Linked DNA regions of Homo sapiens: region 1 is linked to region 2. A link is an interaction called in ENCODE POLR2A ChIA-PET data of the cell type or tissue named here. Cell type or tissue: Caco-2. All regions are shown on one strand. Links, peaks and the distances in the headings refer to the core of each region. The heading gives the core; the rest is flanking DNA.

The links. Peaks named below come from ENCODE experiments on the same cell type or tissue, not always from the same donor. Only the 100,000 strongest peaks of a DNase experiment are listed, where the experiment ranks them.
Region 1: POLR2A ChIA-PET joins it to region 2 with 7 read pairs; 3 of 35 experiments call an interaction of 5 or more read pairs at or near these places.

Annotation. Positions count from the first base shown.
Region 1 is chr19:10,617,394-10,620,412 of GRCh38, reverse strand. It overlaps a transcript of SLC44A2 not described here. Among named protein-coding and RNA genes, the nearest start is that of SLC44A2, 6.6 kb to the left of the region's middle. In Caco-2, for the core only: no CTCF peak of the experiment used is centred there; no DNase peak of the experiment used is centred there.
Region 2 is chr19:10,951,619-10,954,363 of GRCh38, reverse strand. No RefSeq gene overlaps it. Among named protein-coding and RNA genes, the nearest start is that of SMARCA4, 8.0 kb to the left of the region's middle. In Caco-2, for the core only: no CTCF peak of the experiment used is centred there; a DNase peak (open chromatin) is centred at 1,383.

The DNA.
Region 1 (3,019 bases), core at 255-2,754, 330 kb after region 2:
ACATCCAGGTTCAAGTGATTCTTCTGCCTCAGCACCCCCGGGTAACTGGAATTACAGGCGCACACCACTATGCCAGGCTAATTTTTGTATTTTCAGTAGAGATGGGGTTTCACTATGTTTGCTAGGCTGGTCTCGAACTGCTGACCTCAGGCGATCCGCCCACCTCAGCCTCCCAAGGTGCTGGGATTACAGGCATGAGCCACAGCGCCCAGTAATTTTTTTTTTGTTTTTGTTTTTGAGACAAAGCCTCACTCTGTTGCCCAGTCTGGAGTGTGGTGAAACAATCTTGGCTCACTGCAACCTCCACCTGCTGGGCTCGAGTGATCCTCCCACCTCAGCCTCTCGAGTAGCTGGGACTACCCACACACCATTGCACCCAGCTAATTATTTTTGGATTTTTTTTTGTAGAGACAGGATTTCACCATGTTGCCCAGGTTGGAGATTTGCAGATTTTTTTTGAGACGGAGTCTCGCTCTGTCACCCAGGCTGGAGTGCAGTGGCATGATCTTGGCTCACTGCAACCTCAGCCTCCCAGGTTCAAGCGATTCTCCTGCCTCAGCCTCCCAAGTAGCTGGGACTACAGGTGCACGCCACCACGCCTGGCTAATTTTTTGTATTTTAGTAGAGATGGGGGTTTCACTGTGTTGCCCAGGCTAGTCGCGAACTCCTGAGCTCAGGCAATCCGCCTGCCTCGGCCTCTGGAAGTGCTGGGATTACAGGTGTGAGCCACTGCGTCCGGCGGAGATTTGCTAATTTTATACTTAAATGAATCTCAGGCCAGGCGTAGTGGCTGACGCCTGTAATCCCAACATTTGGCAAGAGAATTGCTTGACTCCAGGAGTTCAACACTAGCCTGGGCAATATATTGAGACCTCGTCTCTACAAAAATATTTTTTCTTTTTTGTATTGCAAATCGAGCAGCCTCCTGAGCCAAAGTAGGCTCTGAGGCTTAAAAAAAAAAAAAACACTTTTTTTTTTTTTTTCTGAAACATGGTCTGGCTGTATTGCCCAGGCTGGAGTACAGTGTCATGATCTCGGCTCACTGCAACCTCTACCCCCTGAGCTCAAGCCCATCTCCCTCAGCCTCCCAAGTGGCTGAGACTACAGACACACAACACCACGCCCGGCTAATTTTTTATATTTTTTTGTAGGGACTGGGCTTTGCCATGTTGCCCAGCTGGTCTCGAACTCTTGAGTTCCAGCGACGCACCTGCCTCGGCTTCTCAAAGTGCTGGGATTACAGATGTGAGCCACTGTGCCCGGCCAAAATTTTTAAAAACTAGCCGGGCATGATGTGCCTGTAGTCCCAGCTACTGGGGAAGCCTAGGGTGGGAGGATCACGTCAGCCCAGGAGGTTCAGGTTCAGGTTTCAGGGAGCTGTGATTGCGCCACTGCCCTACAGCCTGGGTGACATAGTGTGACCCTGTATCCAAAAAAAAAAAAAAAAAAAAAAAGAATTGTATACATGATACATGTAGAATTTACAGGGAAAGGATAAATTCTTTATTCAGTAGCCCTGAATGTATATTAGGAAGAAAAGGCCAGGCATGGTGGCTCATGCCTGTAATCCTAGCACTTTGGGAGGCTGAAGCAGGCGGATTGCCTGAGCTCAGGAGTTTGAGACCAGCCTGGGCAACACGGCGAAACCCTGCCTCTACTAAAATACACAAAAAAATTAGGCGAGCATGGCCGGAACACGAGGTCAGGAGATCGAGACCATTCTGGCTAACACGGTGAAACCCCGTCTCTACTAAAAATACAAAAAATTAGCCGGGCGTGGTGGCAGACACCTGTAGTCTCAGCTACTCGGGAGGCTGAGGCAGGAGAATGGCGTGAACCAGGGAGGCGGAGCTTGCAGTGAGCCGAGATGGCGCCACTGCACTCCAGCCTGGGCAACAGAGCACGACTCCGTCTCAAAAAAAAAAAAAAAAAAAAAAAGGCCGGGCGCAGTGGCTTACACCTGTAAACCCAGCACTTTTGGGAGGCGAAGGCGGGGAGATCACAAGGTCAGGAGATCGAGACCATCCTGGCTAACATGGTGAAACCCCATCTCTACTAAAAATACAAAAAAGTAGCCGGGTGTGGCAGCATGTGTCTGTAGTCCCAGCTACTCGGGAGGCTGAGGCAGAAGAATGGCGTGAACCCGGGAGGTGGAGCTTGAAGTAAACCGAGACTACGACACTGCACTCCAGCCTGGGCAACAGAGCGAGACTCCGTCTCAAAAAAAAAAAAAAAAAAAAATTAGCCAGGCATGGTGGCAGGCGCCTGTAGTCCCAGCTACTCGGGAGTTTGAGGCAGGAGAATGGCATGAACCCGGGAGGCGGAGGTTGCAGTGAGCCGAGATCACGCCACTGCACTTCCAGCCTGGATGAGAAGAGTGAAACTGTCTAAAAGAAAAAAAATTCCACATGGATTAATCACGCAAACACAGAAAACTCAAAACTATTACAAGTATGAAGGGAAAGCATAAGAGAATACTTCTACCATCAGATAGGCAGTAAGACCGGTAAAGCCAGAAGGCAGAGAGACAAGGGAGTACCGGAAGTTTCTGGTGTCAGCTAGAATGGCAGAGGGTGAGCGGCTGCATAGAGACAGCCAGTGGTGAGCAAAGCGAACTCACTACCTTTCAGATCCTCTCCACCATACTGGAGGCCATTTCATCAACCCATTTTATAGGAGAGAGAACCGAGGCTCAGAAAAGGGAAGGGCTTTGCTAGTCACTTGAGCGGTCCGTTCCCAGTCTAGGTTTGATGAGTACGTGGGAGCCATGGAGGGTGTTTGAGCAGGAGCATGACAGGGCCGCACCGGGGAGGGAACACATGAGGGAGTCTCAGCTGTCTCAGGAAAAGATTGGGGAGCCTGAGGGTTTGGTGCCATGAATGGTAAAGCTGGGACATGCCTAGCTGTGTGAACTTGAGTTACTCCTCTGTGAGATGGAGCTGAAAATGCAGAGAGAGGTGCCTGGCATACACTTGGCTCAAGGCCTGGCTTTGTGGGCTCTCTGTAAAGAGGGAACATT
Region 2 (2,745 bases), core at 1-2,500:
ATAAGCGAGGCGTGGCAGCACATGCCTATAGTCCCAGCTACTCGGAAGGCTGAGGAGAGAGAATCACTTGAGGCCAGGAGATCAAGGCTGTGTGAGTCATGATTTCATCACTGCACTCCAGCCAGGGCCACAGAGCAAGACCCAGTCTCAAAAAAATAAATAAAAAGGAATAAACTATTGAGATGCACAACAGATGAGATGAATGAATCTCTCTTTTTTTTTTTTTTTATTTGAGACGGAGTCTTGCTCTGTCGCCCAGGCTGGAGTGCAGCAGCGGGATCTCGGCTCACTGCAAGCTCTGTCTCCTGTGTTCACGCCATTCTCCTGCCTCAGCCTCCTGAGTAGCTGGGACTACAGGCACCTGCCACCACGCCTGGCTAATTTTTTGTATTTTTAGTAGAGACGGGGTTTCACCGTGTTAGCCAGGATGGTCTCAATCTCCTGACCTCGTGATCTGCCCGCCTCGGCCTCCCAAAGTGCTGGGATTACAGGCGTGAACCACGGCACCCAGGCGAGATGAATGAATCTCTAGGGAATTATGCTTTGGGCGGGAACCGGGGAGGGGAAGCCAATCTCAAAAATGTTACATACTATCTGATTAAATTTTTTTGTTTTGTTTTGTTTTGATTTGATTTGTTTTGAGATGGAGTCTCGCTGTGTCTCCCAGGCTGGAGTATAGTGGTGCAATCTTGGCTCACTGCAACCTCCACCTCCTGGGTTCAAGCAATTCTCCTGCCTCAGCCTCCCAAATAGCCGAGATTGCAGGAGCCCACCACCACGCCCGGCTAATTTTTGTATTTCTAGTAGGGATTGAGTTTTACCATGTTGGCCTGGTGGATCTCAAACTCCTGACCTCAAGTGACCCACTCGCCTCAGCCATGATCAGTATTTTGAATGTGGGCGTGAATATGCAAACCTACATAGGAAGCAAATTGTATACAATTTACTACACACGCGCGCGCGCGCGCACACACACACACACACACACACACGAGTACAAGTAAAATGGAGAAAATCCACCTAAGATTGCGCTGGGCGTGGTGGCTCATTCCTGTAATCCTAGCACTTTGGGAGGCTGAGGCGGGCAGATCACTTGAGGCCAGGAGTTTGAAACCAGCCTGGCCAACATGGGAAAACCCTGTCTCTACTAAAAACACAGAAATTAGCAAGTCTTGGCGGCGGGCACCTGTGGTCCCAGTTTTACTCGGGAGGCTGAGACAGGAGAATCTCTCCAGCCTGGGAGGCGGAGGTTGCAGTGACTGAGATTATGCCACTCCGCTCCTGCCTGGGTGACTGAGTGAAAGTCCATCAAAAAATAAATAAATATATAAACCTGGGAGTGGCATCCACAAGACAGTGGCAGAACAGGTTTTCCAACCCTGAACTGGAGCTACTGGAAGTGTCCCAAGGCAAGCCAAGCCGGGGTTTCCCAAACATCACCTGCAGATGTGCTCTCAGTCTGAGAAGAGTGAGTCTGGGCCTCAGCAGGTCTGCTTCTCTCAGAAAAAGCATTTTGCTGTTCTGGGCTTATCCAGCTATTACTTTTCCCTGGGGCTGCACACAAATTCTTCTAGTGACTTTGTAAACATTTAATTAGGTAGGTAGTTAGTTACTTTTTGAGGCAAGGTCTCACTTGGTCACACCCAGGCTGGAGTGCAGTAGCACAATCATGGTTCACTGTAGCATCAACCTCCAGAGCTCAAGCCATCCTCTCGCCTCAGCCTCCTGAGTAGCTGGGGCTACTGGTGCGCACCTCCACACCTGGTTAATTTTTTTTATTTTTTGTAGAGATGAAGTTTCACCATGTTGCCCAGGCTGGTCTTGATCTCCTGAGCTCAAGCAATCCTCTCACCTCAGCCTCCCAAAGTGCTGGGATTAAAGGTATGAGCCACCATGCTAGGCAATTTTGTAAACTTGAAATGCACTTCTCTGAAAACAGAAGACAGCAACAGCCTCTTAAAAATCGTAAGTGTAGGCCGGGTGCAGTGGCTCACGCCTCTAGTCCCAGCACTTTGGGAGGCCAAGGCACACAGATCACAAGATCAGGAGTGTGAGACCAGCCTGGCCAATATGGTGAAACCCCGCCTCTACTAAAAAAAAAATACAAAAATTAGCCAGATGTGGTGGCACACACCTGTAGTCTAGCTATTCTGGAGGCTGAGGAAAGAGGATCGCTTGAACCTGGGAAGTAGAGGTTGCAGTGAGCCGAGGTCGTGCCATTGCACTCCAGCCTGGGCGACAAAATGGGACTCCATCTCAAAAAAAAAAAAAAAAAAATCGGCCAGGCGCGCGGTGGCTCAAGTGTGTAATCCCAGCACTTTGGGAAGCCAAGGCGGGTGGCTCACGTGAGGTCGGGAGCTTGAGACCAGCCTGACCAACATGAAGAAACCCCGTCTTTACTAAAAATAAATAAATTAGCTGGGCATGGTGGCAGATGCCTGTAATCCCAGCTACTCAGGAGGCTGAGGCAGGAGAATTGCTTGAACCCAGGAGGCAGAGGTTGCAGTGAGCCTAGATTGCGCCATTGCACTCCAGCCTAGGCAACAAGAGCTAAACTCCATCTCAATTAAAAAAGAAAAAGGCTAGCCGGGCGCAGTGGTTCACGCCTGTAATGCCAGAACTTTGGGAGGCAGAGGCGGGCGGATCACGAGGTCAGGAGATCGAGACCATCCTGGCTAACACAGTGAAACCCCGTCTCTACTAAAAATACAAAAAATTAGCCAGGCATGGTGGCGGGCGCCTGTA